Regions from separate parts of the Homo sapiens genome. Here region 2 is linked to region 1. A link is an interaction called in ENCODE POLR2A ChIA-PET data of the cell type or tissue named here. Cell type or tissue: B cell. All regions are shown on one strand.

The links. Peaks named below come from ENCODE experiments on the same cell type or tissue, not always from the same donor. Only the 100,000 strongest peaks of a DNase experiment are listed, where the experiment ranks them.
Region 2: POLR2A ChIA-PET joins it to region 1 with 10 read pairs; 2 of 35 experiments call an interaction of 5 or more read pairs at or near these places.

What each region holds. Positions count from the first base shown.
Region 1 is chr17:45,303,707-45,311,706 of GRCh38, reverse strand. The region is part of intron 1 of MAP3K14 (mitogen-activated protein kinase kinase kinase 14); the gene reads left to right. Among named protein-coding and RNA genes, the nearest start is that of MAP3K14, 9.3 kb to the left of the region's middle. RefSeq lists an enhancer at 3,856-3,995. In B cell, no CTCF peak of the experiment used is centred here; a DNase peak (open chromatin) is centred at 3,956; H3K4me3 peaks cover 2,048 bases; H3K27ac peaks cover 7,377 bases.
Region 2 is chr17:44,686,303-44,694,302 of GRCh38, reverse strand. It overlaps CCDC43 (coiled-coil domain containing 43), which reads left to right and starts at 4,527. Exons shown (of 5, transcript NM_144609.3): 1 at 4,527-4,753. The coding sequence starts at 4,550. LOC105371792 (a long non-coding RNA gene) reads right to left here. Exons shown (of 4, transcript XR_007065769.1): 2 at 6,280-6,449; 3 at 6,010-6,125; 4 at 5,290-5,362. It overlaps LOC124904010 (a long non-coding RNA gene), which reads right to left and starts at 4,522. Exons shown (of 2, transcript XR_007065770.1): 1 at 4,449-4,522; 2 at 3,993-4,308. RefSeq lists enhancers at 4,397-4,536, 4,205-4,794. In B cell, no CTCF peak of the experiment used is centred here; DNase peaks (open chromatin) are centred at 3,112 and 4,432; H3K4me3 peaks cover 1,696 bases; H3K27ac peaks cover 1,437 bases.

The sequences.
Region 1 (8,000 bases):
ATTGTAAAGGCTAGATTAAACCCTGGATTTCAGAAAGCTTTAGGAATCCCAAGCCTGCCACCATCTCAGTTGTCTACACTTCTAGGACCAGGATTTGTACCAAGAAAGAAGCAGCAGGGGGTACTCCTGAGCCATCCCTCCCTCCCAGGTTCTGGTTACTACAGCTTCTCCTGACGCTCTTTCTGCTAAAGCCACTATCAGGTGTCCATTAACGCAGAGATTTTCTTCAGACACTGTTCTGGACTAGTGCAGTTGGTGTTGAACTTGACCGATTATGGTCAGGGACATCTATAAGCAATGTCCAGGACCAACTACAAGGAGGGCTTGACTTTAATGAAGCTGCAGCTCTTGCAAATAATCTCGTTCCCTGTCTCTGGCAGACTACCAACCCAGCCCCTGTACCCATACCCCATCAGTCTGGACCAACCAGTAGTCACCTCCTGCTGGCATGGCTAAATAACCTTAACCTCACTGTCCAGAAAGAGCTGTTAGGATTATAGCCTGGACATGATCATTCACATTTTTTGCAGTGAGAAAATGCAGAAGAGAAAATGGTGGCCCAAGAAAGCCAAGTGGGTTGCCCAAGGCCACACAGCTAGTTAATGGCAGAGCCTGAACTATAAAACCCAGACTCTTCACTGTACTCTGCTGCCAGGGAACGAAGGAACTAATCCTGAAGCAGGATTTTTTTTTTTAAACTAGCTTCTCCTTTTATTCCCCTACCACAACCCTATCACTCTCAGCCTTTCTGCAAGCTCTGCCAGGCCTGGGAAGGGTGGAGCCACAGCAGCTGCTGCCCTGGGTCTAAGAAAAAGTAAACAGAAAGCTATTTGTTGGACGCTGTCTTATACCATGAGGTTCATGTAATCAAAAGGAGGTCAAGGTTGATAAGAAAATACAATTACCAGGAAGTCTCAAAGGTTGCCCACACCTTTAGGGCACTTTCCTACCTAGCCAAGCAGTATCTCACCTAGAGTGGGTATTTAGTAACTTTCAATGATTGATTACAGGGGTCCAAACCCACAGTGCACGAAGCTCTTCTGCATCTTTCTTCTGTGCAGGAGGTGCATGCATACTCTGGGTGTTATCCTAGCTGATCTGCCTGGCTCCTCTCAGTGAGAGGCTCTTCCTTGTGGGTGAAGCATGATGTCATGATGTCATATCTGGATGGTGGCCCCTGTAAGTGCAAAGAATTATTGTAGCCAAAATCTACCACCCACCTTCTACTGACATTAAAGTTTCCTTTTACTGGGCCAGAATTAAAAGGTAGGTGTTTCTGGTCCATACTAGGGATAGCCAGGAGGGTTGGGAGGAAAAGGAGGCTTAGCCAGCCTCCAATGAGGATGTGGTTGCCAGTTAAGATTATAAATGGAGGCTGGGCACGGTGGCTCGTGCCTGTAATCCCAGTGCTTTGGGAGGCTGAGGCGGGCGGATCACAAGGTCAAGAGATTGAGACCATCCTGGCCAACATGGTGAAACCCCATCTCTACTAAAAATACAAAAAAGTTAGCTGGGCATGGTGGCACATGCCTGTAATCCCAGCTACTCGGGAGGCTGGGGTAGGAGAATCACTTGAACCTGGGAGGTGGAGGTTGCAGTGAGCCAAGATCCACCATTGCACTCCAGCCTGGGCGACAAGAGCGAAACTCCGTCTCAAAAAAAAAAAAAAAAAAAAAAAAGATGGACTCCTTTGGCCAAGGGAGTTGATTGGACCCACCAGACTCCTTGAGTCCTGCCCAACAGTCTCCACTGGCAGATGCTGTGCCTGGAGAGGCAGGAATAGCTTTGTATAGATCAATGTGAAGGACAGAGTCCTGCACCACCTCCCTCTAGCATGTATTAGATACTTGCAAATATATGCAAATCCGAGCCCAGATGGGTGTTGTCCAGTTCAGAAGGGTTATCTTCTCAAGCAATTAGAAGTAATTGGGTCTCTAGGTCAGCATTTAGGAAAGGGGATGGCAGGAGAGGCTCCACAGCCATCTTTCAGGACACCTGCTTGCTGGGGTGCAGTTAGAATACAGCCACCAAGTTGTGACTCCCTCCCTTCCAGCCTGCCAGGTGATTGGACAGTGTGGACACGTGTCCCTGTCCAGCCAGGCTCTCAGAGCCTGTGGCACTCATTTATTCCTCAGAAGTGTGTCTGTCCTTTCACTCAGGAACATTTGCCAAGTGTGTCAAATGGGCCATGTCTGCTAGGTGCTAGAAAACCAAACACAATTGAGGCACCGCCCTGGAGGACCTCACCAAGACAGGGGTAAGCTGGGCACGAAGGCAGACATCTCACAGGTCAACCCCGGTGCTGGTCAGGAGCCATGACTATAGGAGCTGGAGGGAGCGAGGAGGCCACCATGCGCAGCCCAGTGGCCCTCCTTTTCCAGCCTGAGCCAGCACTGTCAGGCGTAGAGCGTCTCGGATTCTGCAGGTGCCTGGGTGGGAACACCTTGGTATTTCTCTCACCCTGGGGTCTTGTACCACTTGTCAGCTTGGAGCGGGAGCTTGGTAACAGTTGGGCAACTTCAGCACTCTGGGGGAAAGAAGTGCATTTTCAGAAGCGTAGGGACAGTCAGGAGAAATTTGCTCAAATGTTGCTTGGGCACAGTGGCTCATGCCTGTAATCCCAATGACTTGGGAGGCTAAGGCAGGAGGATTGCCTTTTAGGCCAAGAACTGGAGACCAGCCTGGACAACATAGTGAGATCCACCTCCAAAAAAAAAATTTTTTTAAACTAGCTGGACATTGCCAGGCGCAGTGGCTCACACCTGTAATCCCAGCACTTCGGGAGGCCAAGACAGGCAGACCACTTGAGGCCAGGAGGTCAAGACCAGCCTGGCCAACATGGTGAGACCCGTCTCTACTAAAAATACAAAAATTAGCCAGGTGTGTTGGTGGGCACTTGTAATCCCAGCTACTCGGGAGGCTGAGGCACAAGAATCACTTGAACCTGGGAGGCAGAGGTTGCAATGAGCCATGATCGCACCACTGCACCCCAGCCTGGGCGACAGAGCAAGACTCTGTCAAAAAAAAAAAAAAAAGATTAGCTGGGCATGGTGGTGCTTACCTGTAGTCCAGCTACTTCAGAGGCTGAGGTGGGATGATCACTTGAGCTCAGGAGTTCGAGGCTGTAGTAAGCTATGGTTGTACCACTGCATTCCAGCCTGGGTGACAGAACAAGTCCTCTTCTCAAAAAAGAAAATATAGTTCAAAGTAGAATCAGACAGTGAGTAGCCAGCTAATAAACACATAACTGACCACCTCCCACCCCTCCAAGTGAGAATTGGGAGGGCAGTGACCACACTGGCACATCCCATAGGCTTGGTGCCACTAGAGAGTTGTAGGCAGGTAGATCAAGGCAGTGCTTCTAGGTAACTGGGTTCAGCATTCCAAGAAGGCCTTTCAAGGGTTTCAACAGAGAAGGCTCTTGGTCATCCTCATATTCCTGCTGGCCAGCACGGTGCCTGAAACATGGTAGCCACTGATTAAATATTTGCTGTTGAGTGAAAGTACAAGACTTGAATCCAAACTCCTCCCGCTAAGCCCTGCTGGCCTCGGGGAGGACGAGAGAGCCGTGGGCTGTTTCATGATTTACCCTCTTTTACCAAAGAATCGTGTGAGATCCTCTGAGAATATTCCTCATCATGCCCCATGTCCCAAGCCCTTTTTTACCTTCCCAAGGGAGGACAAGAATATGACCCCTCATTATAAAGGGACCCCTCTGCCACTCATGTCCTCAAGCTGGTTACTTGGTCCAGCTTGTCAAAGAGCATGTGGGGCAGCATCTGAAATGAGGCCAGGGTCAAGGTTGCCCCGCCACAGGGCGGAGCTGGACCTGTGCCTCCTTCCATGCATTGGAAGCCTTCTGTGGAAGCTGAGTTCTTTGGGTTTCTTGTTTATTCTGAAGTTCCTCAAACTAGTTCCTCAATTTCAGAACCAGTCACCAGTGACTACAATGAACTTGAATTCTCCTATACAGGGAGCCTGAGCCTGTCTTTCTTCATCTTTTCTGAACACAGGTAGACGCTGCTTGAAGCCACTCCCACCTCTGAAAACCAGATTTCTAAACCCAGAAAGGAGCGGTGGGTGGTTGTATTTCAGCGAGATTGACCGTAGCCTAGGGAACTTCTTGCTCAGAATCCACCCCAAAAGGTTAAATAAGGAGAGTTGTTTTTCACAACCAAAATGCTGCTTGTAACGATGATCTCAAAGCTTGGCAAGATCACAAAGTACGTTTTGAGTCATCAAAGAAACTGGCTGTGTTTCACATGATTTTAGTGTCAAGGGCAATTATGGCCATCTAATCTTTGGAAATTGGTCATGTTAAGTGGCATACAGGGCAGCCCCCACTTAATCAGAATATTCAGTTACACAAAATACCCTAAGTTGCTGATTTCGATGACACTTGAAATTTTTTTAATTAATTAATTAATTAATTTTTTTTTTTAATTTTTTGAGACAGAGTCTCACTCTGTTGCCTAGGTTGGAGTGCAGTGGCACAATCTCGGCTCACTGCAACCTCCACCTCCCGGGTTCAAGCGATTCTTGTGCCTCAGCCTCCCGAGTAGCTGGGATTACAGGCACCCACCACCACACCCAGCTAATTTTTGTATTTCTAGTGGAGGCAGCGTTTTGCCATGTTGGCCAGGCTGGTCTCGATCTCACAACCTCAGGCAGTCCGCCCGCCTGGGCCTCCCAATGTGCTAGGATTACAGGTGTGAGCCACCACTCCCGGCCTGAAAAATTTTTTATACAATATACATTAAACATTCCTTGTTGCTTATTGTATAAAATTAAGTACACGTGTGACAGGTTTTTATCTCAATACTACCTTGCCCGACATGTTCTCCTGCATATTGGGTCTTTGTGGATCCATGATGCCCCCTGTGGCGTCTTTTCTATTTGCTGTTGGCTCTCCTTGTGCAAAGGATTTGAAGGTTGAATTGAAAATACCATTGTAATACTTCTCTTTTAAAGCTTATAAAATGCCCTGTATCAGGGCCTGGGGGCAAAAGTACTGATGAAATTTATGAAGATAGCAAATGATGCTCGAGTCTTTGTTATAAAAAGAATGGTAAATAGGTTCAAGAAGCCTGCAGCCAGGCTTTGTAAAGTGAATGGCAAATTTGCATTTGTCATAGAATTTCTCCTTGGAATGGGCCTGGCTATGTCAGGCCTGGGTGGGCTGAGGAACACAGGCCCACCACAAGTCCAGCTTGGAGTCTTTCTTCCCTGTTGTCATTTTAAAGTTGCTTTTTCCAGAACATAGGCTGGCTGTAGTTCATGCTTCCTAATTAAGGTGCTTCCTCCCAGGCCAGTCCCTGAATTTCTCACTAACCTTTGACTTGTGACAGCTTCTGCATCTCGGTCCCAATTTTTAAAGCTTAGATCATTTGGGAGTAGGAAGAGTGTCATGGTTAAGAGTATGGGCTTTGACATAAAAGTCTCTTGTGCAAATCCTGCCGCTGCCACTTCACTGCTGTGTGGCCTTGGGCAAATTACTTGGCCTACTGAGGCCCAGTTTCTTCCTCCTTGTAAACGGATAACATTAGTGCCTTGCTCACAGAGTTGTGAGGATTCAAGAAAAAAATGCACGCATTACCTAATACATGGCAGATAATAATAGCTGTCATTATTATTCATTTGTATGATTACCAACAACCAGCATGTAGTTATGTGTATACAAATAGCAGATTGTTGTAACACTCAAAGATGACCACAGGACAACTAATTTCAGCTTTAGCTGCCAAGGAATTGTGGGTCCCAGTTCATCACGCAGAGCTGAGGCACTGCCAGTGGACACAGAAGCCAGATGGGGTGTGCAGAATGCTCTTCAAAGAACATCTTCATGGGTTCTTGCCGACCACTCTGTCCCTCTGCTTTCAGGATTGTCCTCCTCCTGCTTTGACCACATCTGTTCCAGACTTTCTGTCTGATGCTAGGGCTGCTGGCTAGAAGCTGTGGGAGGTAGGCTTCAGTGCCTTATAGCAGCAACTTTGAAGCAACTTAACACTTATAGACCATGACTCACATCTGTAATCCTAGCACTTTGGGAGGCTGAGGTGGGCAGATCACTTGAGGCCAGGAGTTTGAGATCAGCCTGGCCAAGATGGCACAATCCCATTTCTACAAAAAAATAAATAAATGAAATTAGCCATGCGTGGTGGTACATGCCTGTAATCCCAGCCACTTGGGTGGCTGAGGCATAAGAATCGCTTGAATTCGGGAGGTGGAGGTTGCAGTGAGCCAAGATCACACCACTGCACTCCAGCCTGGGTGACAGCAAGACTCTGTCTCACAAAAAAAAAAAAAAAAACGGCCGGGCGCTGTGGCTCACGCCTGTAATCCCAGCACTTTGGGAGGCCGAGGCAGGTGGATCACGAGGTCAGGAGATCGAGACCATCCTGGCTAACATGGTGAAATCCTGTCTCTACTAAAAATACAAAAAATTAGCTGAGCGTGGTGGCGGGTGCCTGTAGTCCCGCTACTCAGGAGGCTGAGGCTGGAGAATGGTGTAAACCCGGCAGGCAGAGCTTGCAGTGAGCCGAGATTGCGTCACTGCACTCCAGCCTGGGCGACAGAGCAAGACTCCGTCTCAAAAAATAAAAAAAATAAAAAAACATAAAACCAAAAAAAATCTTACACTTCCAGTCATACAAAGGTCTGACTGCTCATCTTGTAGCGGCTTCCATCTCACTGGAGGTTCCACTGATGTTTCCAGAGTGCCCACTGCATGCCAGGCACTGTGCTATGTAATTTAAACTTTGTTCCTTGCATTGAGTCACCGTGTAAAATTCTATCATGTAGGTTTGAGGATCCCTATATTACAGATAAGACTCCTGAGTCTCAGATTATGTGACCTGCCCATGGTCACACACCAGAGTATTGAGAAACTAAGATTCAAACTCAGATCTTCTGACTCCAAGGCCATCCTGTCATGTAGCTGAATGGCCATTCCTCAGGATTAGTAAGTAATATGTTGGAAGAAATTACCTCTGAGGGTCTTTCTGATCCTAAGAGCACTTTGATTATTCCTTTATGATTTATTTATCCATCTACCCATTTTTTCCCCATCTAGACTATAGGCATGTTGAAAGCAAGGATAGCATCTTCACAGCAAATAAATAATACAATGTTTGGAAACCACCTATCTGATGCTATCTACTTCTCTGACACATAGAAACAGGAGAAAAGATATAACCCATTAACAAAAGAGTCACCCAGAAATTCCAATCCCAAGAGCTTACCACCTAGAATTCCTTCTACATGTACACATAAATGTGAATAAGGGTAGAGTTTTTTCCATTATTACGTATAAGTGAAAAATTGGAAACAAAGTTTCCAGGTGGGAAAATGATGATACATCTGTACCTTCCAATCTTATGAAGCCTTAAAAAGAATGAATTAGAGGTCAACCATGGTGGCTCACACCTGTAATCCCAGTACTTTGGGAGGCCAAGGCGGGTGGATTGTTTGAGGTCAGGAGTTCAAGACCAGCCTGACCAACATGGTGAAACCCCGTCTCTACTAAAAATACAAAAATTAGCCGGATGTGGTGGCTGACGCCTGTAACTCGGAAGGTTGAGGCAGGAGGATCACTTGAACTCGGGAGACGGAGGTTGCAGTGAGCCAAGAATGGGCTGCTGCGCTCCAGCCTGGGCGACAGAGCGAGACTCCGTCTCAAAAAAAAAAAAAAAAAAAAGAAAAGAAAAGAAATAAATCTAAATGTGCTGAGATGGAATAGTATTCATAGTATCTTAAGTGAAAGATACAATTTGTATGACATTACATGTGTATAATCCATGTTTCTTTTAAAAATAGTCCCAAACTAGGCCAGGCACGGTGGCTCACGCCTGTAATCCCAGCACTTTGGGAGGCCGAGGCGGCTGGATCACGAGGTCAGGAGATCAAGACCATCCTAGCTAACACGGTGAAACCCCGTCTCTACTAAAAATACAAAAAAAAAAAAAAGTCCCAAACTATATGTTTATATATGTATAGTAATT
Region 2 (8,000 bases), 620 kb after region 1:
TTTGAGCTCCTGGGCTCAAGTGATCCTCTTGCCTCAACCTCCTGAGTAGGTAGGACAAAAGACATGCACCACCACTTTTTTTTTTTGTAGAGCTGGGGTCTCATTATGTTGACCAGGTTAGTCTCGAACTCCTGGCCTCAAGCAATCCTCCCTTGTCAGCCTCCCAAAGTACTGGGATTACAGGTGTAAGCCAGTGTGCCTGGCCATTATACAAAATATTAAATCAAAATTTTTTTCTTTTTTTGAGACAGAGTCTCACTCTGTTGCCCAGGCTGGAATGCAGTGGCATTATCTCAACTCACTGCAACCTCCGTGTCCCGAATTCGAGTGAATCTCCTGCCTCAGCTTCTCAAGTGGCCAAGTAGCTGGGACTATAGGCATGCATTACCACACCTGGCTAATTTTTATATTTTTAGTAGAGACAGGGTTTTGCCATGTTGGCTAGACTGGTCTTGAACTCCTGACCTCAGTGATCCACCCACCTTGGCCTCCCTAAGTGCGGGGATTACAGGCGTGAGCCACCGCGCCCAGCCAACCACGCCCAGTTTAAACCACGCCCAGTTTAAACAGGCACCACGCCCAGTTTAAACCAAAAATTTTAAAAATAATTAATACTTAACACTATTAAATCGTATACTTAAAAATAGTTAAGATGGCAAATTGTGTATTTTACCACAAGTAAAGATAAAAATAAATGAATAACTTATGAACAAATTCCCAGAAGCAGAAATGCTGGGTCTTTTCAAACAAACAGTCCTCCAACAAGACCAGATCCATTTACTTTCTGCTCTAACATTTTCCAATGTCTTTTACCCAAGCACAGTTCAATACAGCATATTATCAGACTTTTTTGATCTGAAAAGCGGACGTGGTATTTCACTGCAATCTTAATTTGCGTATTTTATTTTTTGTAAGCTTTCAATTTGTCGCTTATCCATTTATATAATTTTTTCTTTTTTTTTGTTGAGACAGAGTTTTGCCCTTGTTGCCCAGGTTGGAGTACAATGGCGTAATCTCAGCTCACTGTAACCTCCGCCTCCTGGTTTCAAGCAATTCTCCTGCCTCAGCCTCCCAAGTAACTGGGATTACATGCGCCTACCACCATAGCTGGCTAATTTTTTTGTTTTTTTTGTTTTTTTTTGAGATGGAGTCTCACTCTGTTGCCCAGGCTGGAGAGCAGTGGTCAGATCTCGGCTCACTGCAAGCTCTGCCTCCCGGATTCGCGCCATTCTCCTGCTTCAGCCTCCCTAGTAGCTGGGACTATAGGCGCCCGCAACCACACCCAGTTAATTTTTTTTTGTATTTTTAGTAGAGACGGGGTTTCACCTATTATCCAGGATGGTCTCGATCTCCTGACCTCGTGATCTGCCCGCCTCGGCCTCCCAAAGTGCTGGGATTACAGGTGTGAGCCACCGCGCAGGGCCATTTTTTTGTATTTTTTTAGTAGAGATGGGGTTTCACCAGTTGGCCAGGCTGGTCTCGAACTCCCGACCTCAGTTGATCTACCCGCGTTGGCCTTCCAAAGTGCTGGGATTACAGGCGTGAGCCACCGTGCTTGGCCTTATATAATATTTTTTAAAGCATGAGCTATGTTACTTTTGTAGTAAAATAGCCATTGAGGATATTCTTAAAATTTAGGGTCTGGAGAACCTTGATTCAGTTTTTGAGAAGCTTGTTGATGCTTTCAAAAAACCTTATTGCATTATGGCCAGGAGCAGTGTCTCATGCCTGTAATCCCAGCGCTTTGGGATGCCGAAGCAGGTGCATCACCTGAGATCAGCAGTTTGAGACCAGCTTGGCCAACATGGCAAAACCCTATCTCTACTAAAAATAGGAAAAAAATTAGCCGGGTGTGGTGCTGGGTGCCTGTAATCCCAGCTACATGGAAGGGTGAGGCAGGAGAATTGCTTGAACCCAGGAGACGGAGGTTGTAGTGAGCTGAGATCATACCACTGCACTCCAGTCTGGACGACAACCGTGAGACTCCACCTCAAAACAAAAACCAAAAAAACCTTATTGCATAATACCTATATCAATTTCCTGATTTACTATTATACTGTCTTTATGTTTGATGTTACTATTGGGGGAAACTGGGTGAAGGTGTGCAGGACTCTATGTACTATTTTTGAAACTTCTTGTGAGGCTGTATTTCTAAAAAACAAAATTTTGTGATGTTTTTCTGGTTTGGGGGCTCTGCACTGACCAGCTATCATCCTTGAGCCATGATGGCACCCAGGTCTGTGAACTGACAAGCCCTACCTGCAAGACAGCTACTAGATTAGAAAGAATAACTGAGGACTTGAAAAAGAGGCAAGCCTTTGGAGGCTGACTCTGGCCTCTGACTCTGTTAGTGTCACATTCTATCTAACTCAGCGAGCACACAGAAGCCACGCAACTAAAATTCACACTCTGCCATATTTCTTACATTTGTATCTGTGCCATTCATTTAGTGTCCATTCATTTACATAATCCCAATGCCACTAAGGGTAGACCTCTGCAATAAGAGGACCTCTGCAAGGTATACAAACTCCTTTCCTTCTTTTTTTGTTGTTATCCCCTGAATATCTTCTATTTGAATCCTGTAGCTCAAGCCATACATGACTCTCTGGAGGCCCCCTAGCAAGCCTTTGAATTCACAGTTCCCCTGCATCTGGATCTACCCCCTTTTTCCCTCCAGTCCCTTTATGTAAAGAACTCCTACCATTCTTCAAGAAAGTTCAAGCATCATCTCCACTGGGAAGCCTTCCTGGATTTCCTATGAACCTCTCCCCACCTGCTTCCAACTCCACTCCAACAGGTAAAGTTAACTCAATCTTCTAGGCATCCTACTGCAATCTCCGCTAGATAAAGCTCCATTAAAACATTTATATCACTATATTGTCATCATTTGTTTAAACATGTCTGTTCCTAATGGATTAAAAACCCCTGAGGACATATATTTTGTGACATTCATTTTTGTGTTTTCAGTGCCAGCAACAATGCCATACTGAAGGTACTCAGTACATATTTGAGGAAGGAGTTAGCCAGGACCTTGCCAGCTTCCTCTGCACTTCAGCTAAAGCCAACCAAATTCTTGGGTAATTCATTCCAGCCCAGAGCCAGGTGTTTTGACGTCAGCTGAAGCTCTCATAACTCTGCCAAAGAAGAGTTCTTGCCACTGGTTAGGCGCCCTCTAGTTGTGTGACTCTCTCCATATCTGTCTCCTTATCTTTAGTGATTTTGTTTGTTCGTTTGTTTGTTTGTTTTTGAGATGGAGTCTCACTGTCGCTCAGGCTGGAGTGCAGCGGCGCGATCTTGGCTCACTGCAACCTCCGCCTTCCGGGTTCCAGCGATTCTGAGTAGCTGGGATTACAGGCCCGCGCCACCACACCTGGCTTTTGTTGTTGTTGTTGTTTGTTTTGAGACGGAATTTCGCTCTTGTTGCCCAGGCTGGAGTGCAATGGCACGATCTCTGCTCACCGCAACCTCCGCCTCCTGGGTTCAAGCGATTCTCCTGCCTCAGCCTCCCACGTAGCTGGGATTACAGGCATGTCCCACCACGCCCGGCTAATTTTGTATTTTTAGTAGAGACGGGGGTTCTCCATTTTGGTCAGGCTAGTCTCGAACTCCAGACCTCAGGTGAGCTGCCCACTTTGGCCTTCCAAAGTGCTGGGATTACGGGAGTGAGCCACCGTGCCCGGCCTTATTTTTGTATTTTTACTAGAGACGGGGTTTCACCATGTCGGCCAGGCTGGTCTCGAACTCCTGACCTCAGGTGATCCACCCGCCTCGGCTTCCCAAACTGTTGGGATTACAGGCGTGAGACATGGCGCCCGGCCTGTCTCCTTATCTTTAAAATGTGGACAATAAAAGCATCTCCCCACAGGGCTGTAGGGAGGATTACAAGAGATAATGCATGAAAAGCTTTTGGCACAGTGCCTAGCAGAGGGTGGGGTACGCTTCTCAAAGAATAGTCCCGTGCACGCGTTGAATCAATGAGTGGAAGAAATAACTTGAGGTTGCCTGTTTATTTACTGAGTGCCTACCATGGAATCAGGGAAGGTTTTCTGCAACCTTTACTTTGACAGGGAAGGGCTTGTACAGGTGAAGGTGGTAGCCGTCGGTAGCGACGACGAGGGTATTCCAGGCTGTCAGGAGGTTCTTGCCAGACAGCTGTGTGGGAGTGGGCGGCCAGCATCCCCCGAAAGCGCGGGGAAGGCAGCTCGGTCGGGTGGAGGAAGCGATGGCATCCACGCTGAGCTCCAGTCCTGGGTAGTTATTAGCCGCGTGACTTTGGCCAAATTACTGCACCTCTCTCAACTTCCCGAACTGTAGAATGAGTCTGTTAAGAATACTCACATGCCAAGCATCTTGTGAGATCACGCGACCGCACGTATGCGAAGACGCGCTTCATCTAGAAAGCACAAAACTCTCAAGCCGGCCGACACGGCTGCGCTCTTTGCACTTACGGGCCTGGGCTTCCTCTTCAGGCATGCGCGGTGGACCTGCGGCGCGGCCCGTCAGGCACTGCGGTAGGCGCCCTAGGGGCTTGCAGGACCCTGACCCCAAGATGGCGGCGCCCAGCGAAGTGGCCGCGATAGCCCCTGGCGAAGGCGATGGCGGAGGCGGCGGCTTTGGCTCCTGGCTGGACGGACGGTTGGAGGCACTGGGAGTGGACCGAGCCGTTTATGGAGCCTACATCTTGGGTATCCTGCAGGAGGAGGAGGAAGAAGAGAAGCTGGACGCTCTGCAGGGGATCCTCTCTGCTTTCCTGGTGAGTAGCCTGGACACATTCCTTCAGCCTCTGGCCAGCATCTGAGGACCTGTCAGTACTTTGCACCCTCCCTCCCCTACCGGGTATCCCAGAGGCTCAGTGGTCTCACCTGGGAGAGGTATACTCCTCTGATATCTGGGCGGCGGGGGAAGGAGGTTGCTCCCCAACCAGGTGTGGGAAGCCTGAAAGCTGCAGGTACACAGAGAGGAAGGGCTTTCTCGTATTCTTGGGGACAAGGCCCTCTCCGATGCTTGTGAGTGAGCCGAGGAGGGTTCTTCCGAAGGCATTGAAATGTCAGAATGGGAATGTTATCATAAATATCTGACGACCAATTCCATTTCCATCCGTTTACAGTGTTCACTGGGGGTATTAAAATGCTCTTGGGAGGTCTGTGCCTATTACAAGGCAGTTCCCAGGGCTGTCCCATGACAGAAGCCTGCAGGAAGTGCCCTTTTGATTCTTATATGGATGTAGGAGTCCATAAAAGGTAAGCTGGTGGTAGAAGTCTTTTCATGCCCACGCAGAACTGAAGCAAACGTCGTGCTTGATCCATTACAGTATTTACAGTAATCATTGGTGGTGGGAAGGAGGGTATGAGAGAGATCAGAGCTTTAACGAAGAGAGAGAAACTTAGTCCTTAGCCTGTTAGAAGCAAGGTATTCAGAAATGTGTACTTTAAGCTATGTTTACATAGTAAGTCACCCAGATGTCCACTTTTTCAACCTGATCATTTCTGCTGCCTTCATCTTCACTTCCCACACCTCCAACATACACACTTATTAGACTGGTTATTACAGATTAAATTGGTTGTAGGTGCTACCTGTGGCTGTCTAACAAATTGTTTCCTTTTAAATACAAGCTTAAAAATAAAATTTACTTGAATCATCACTAAATGCTGTAGAAGCTAGAGTTGTCTCTGCATTCATGGATTAGAGGAGATCCTGGATACCTGATTGCTACTGTGAGAGCCACCTGTCTGTCCATCAAAGGCTTTATCCTCTGGCATTTATTACAATGGACAGGTTAGAAAAATGGGTTCTTTGTTATTCTCAAAACCAATTTTGAAAGGCTAGTAATAGAATCAAAATGTACCATGAGGTGGGGCACAGTGGCTCATGTTTGTAATCTCACCACTTTGGGAGGCTGAGGTGGGAGGATTGCTTGAGGCCAAGAGTTCCACACCACACTGGGCAACATAGCAAGACCCTGTCTCTACAAAAAAATTTAAAAAATTAGCCAGGTATGGTGGCGCATACCTGTAGTCCCAGCTACTCAGAAGTCTGAAGTGGGAGGATCACTTGAGCCTAGGAGGCTGTGGCTGCAGTGAGCCGTGATTGTGCCACTGCACTCCAGCTTGGGTGACAGAGTGACCCTGTCTCAAAGAAAAAAAAATTAGTATAAATATATATAGATATAAATGTACATATTCATATCTCATTTTTTTAAAAGGGTAGAAGGCAGAAACATTTTCAAATCCAAAAGTGTTTTGTGAAAGCGGAAACAAGTGCTAGGAAAAAATCACTCACATTTGGTGGAAGCAGTTCATAGATTGGGTACATGGTTGAAATATAACACTAGTGCAGCTGTCCCAGATTCTTCTGGCAGTAACCCATTTGAGTTCCAGAGCCTCTTCTGGCAAGATTGGCTTATAAATGGGAAAACTTTAACACAGCCTGTGAGGAAGCTTGGAAGTTCACTGGAAATACAAGACAGTGGAATCAATTCTTTTTTTGGACCACAACATTACAGATTATAGGGAGAAAGAGTAGGAGGCAAGCAATTTAAGGTAGTTTTTATTTACAGCTGGGAAGTTTCTAAACACTCCATGAAGCTGTTGAAATAACTTTGAGACTTCTTGGTACCAGCTTCTTGATCAGTCCATCATTATTTGGAGCTGTTTCTGTTGATAAAGGTAGACATTAGTTTGCCTTTTTTTTTTTTTAAGAGAGTCTCGCTCTGTTATAGTAATGTGATCATAACTCACTGTAGCCTTGAACGACTGGACTCAAGCAATCCCCTCTCATCAGCCTCCCAAGTAGCTAGGACTACAGGCACCTGCCATCACATATCATGCCTGGCTAACTTTTTTTTTTATGTTTTATGTTTTATTTTTTGAGACAAAGTCTCACTCTGTCACCCAGGCTGGAGTGCAGTAGCAAAATCTCGGCTCACTGTAACCTCTGCCTCCTGGGTTCAGGTGATTCTCAGCCTCCCGAGTAGCTGGGATTACAGGCATATGCCACCATGCCTGGCTAATTTTTATATTTTTAGTAGAGATGGGGTTTCACCATGTTGACCAGGCTGGTCTCAAACTCCTGACCTCAAGTGATCCACCCATCTCAGTCTCTCAAAGTGCTGGGGCTATAGGCGTGAGCCACCACACCCAGCCATGCCTGGCTAATTAAAAAAAAAAAATTTTTTTTTGTAGAGACAGGGTTTTGCCATGTTGCTCAGGGTGGTCTTATGCTCCTGGGCTCAAGACATCCTCCTGCCTTGGCCTCCCAAAGTGCTGAGATTACAGATGTGAGCCTCTGTGCCTGACTTGGGCTAGGATTTAATATGAGGAATTTAGAAGTTTGTTAGCAATAATCTGAGGTAAAATTCAAGAACAGTGGCATATAGTTAGGAGCAAATAACAGTAAACAAAAACTTTTATCATCCTTCTCTTCAATAGTACTTGCATTGGTTGATTGATTTATCAAATTTTTATTGATGGATTACCGTATGCCAGGCACTACCCTAAGTGCTTGGGGCACTTCAAAGAATAAAACAGATAGAAATTCCTGCCCTCATGCGGTTACATTCTAGCATGGAAAAGCATCACTAGTAAATTATATAGTATGTTACAAAGTGATAAGTGCCAGGGAAAAAGGAGCATTGTAAGTAGGATAAACTTTCCTCTTAGTGCCTTGAACATAGCAGGCACCTTCTGTATAAATAAATGAAGGAATGGATGATTGAACTACATTGATTTGGATGAGGAGACTGAGGAAATAAACCACTTTGTCCTCTTAAGAGTTCCCGTTCTCTTTTGCCTCTCTGCTGCTCCTTTTCCTGCCATTCTTTTTCTTTTGGTGGGGGATTTTAAAAGAGCTGTACCACTTTCTCATCCTTTTTTCTTTTTCTGTTTCTTTGCTTTTCTTGCTGGTGGGGGTTGGGGGAAACCCATGAACTATTGAAACTCTGGACCAAGGAAGTTCTGTGTGTCTAGCATGTAGCTAAAAGGATGCAAGGTAGAGGAAGAAAT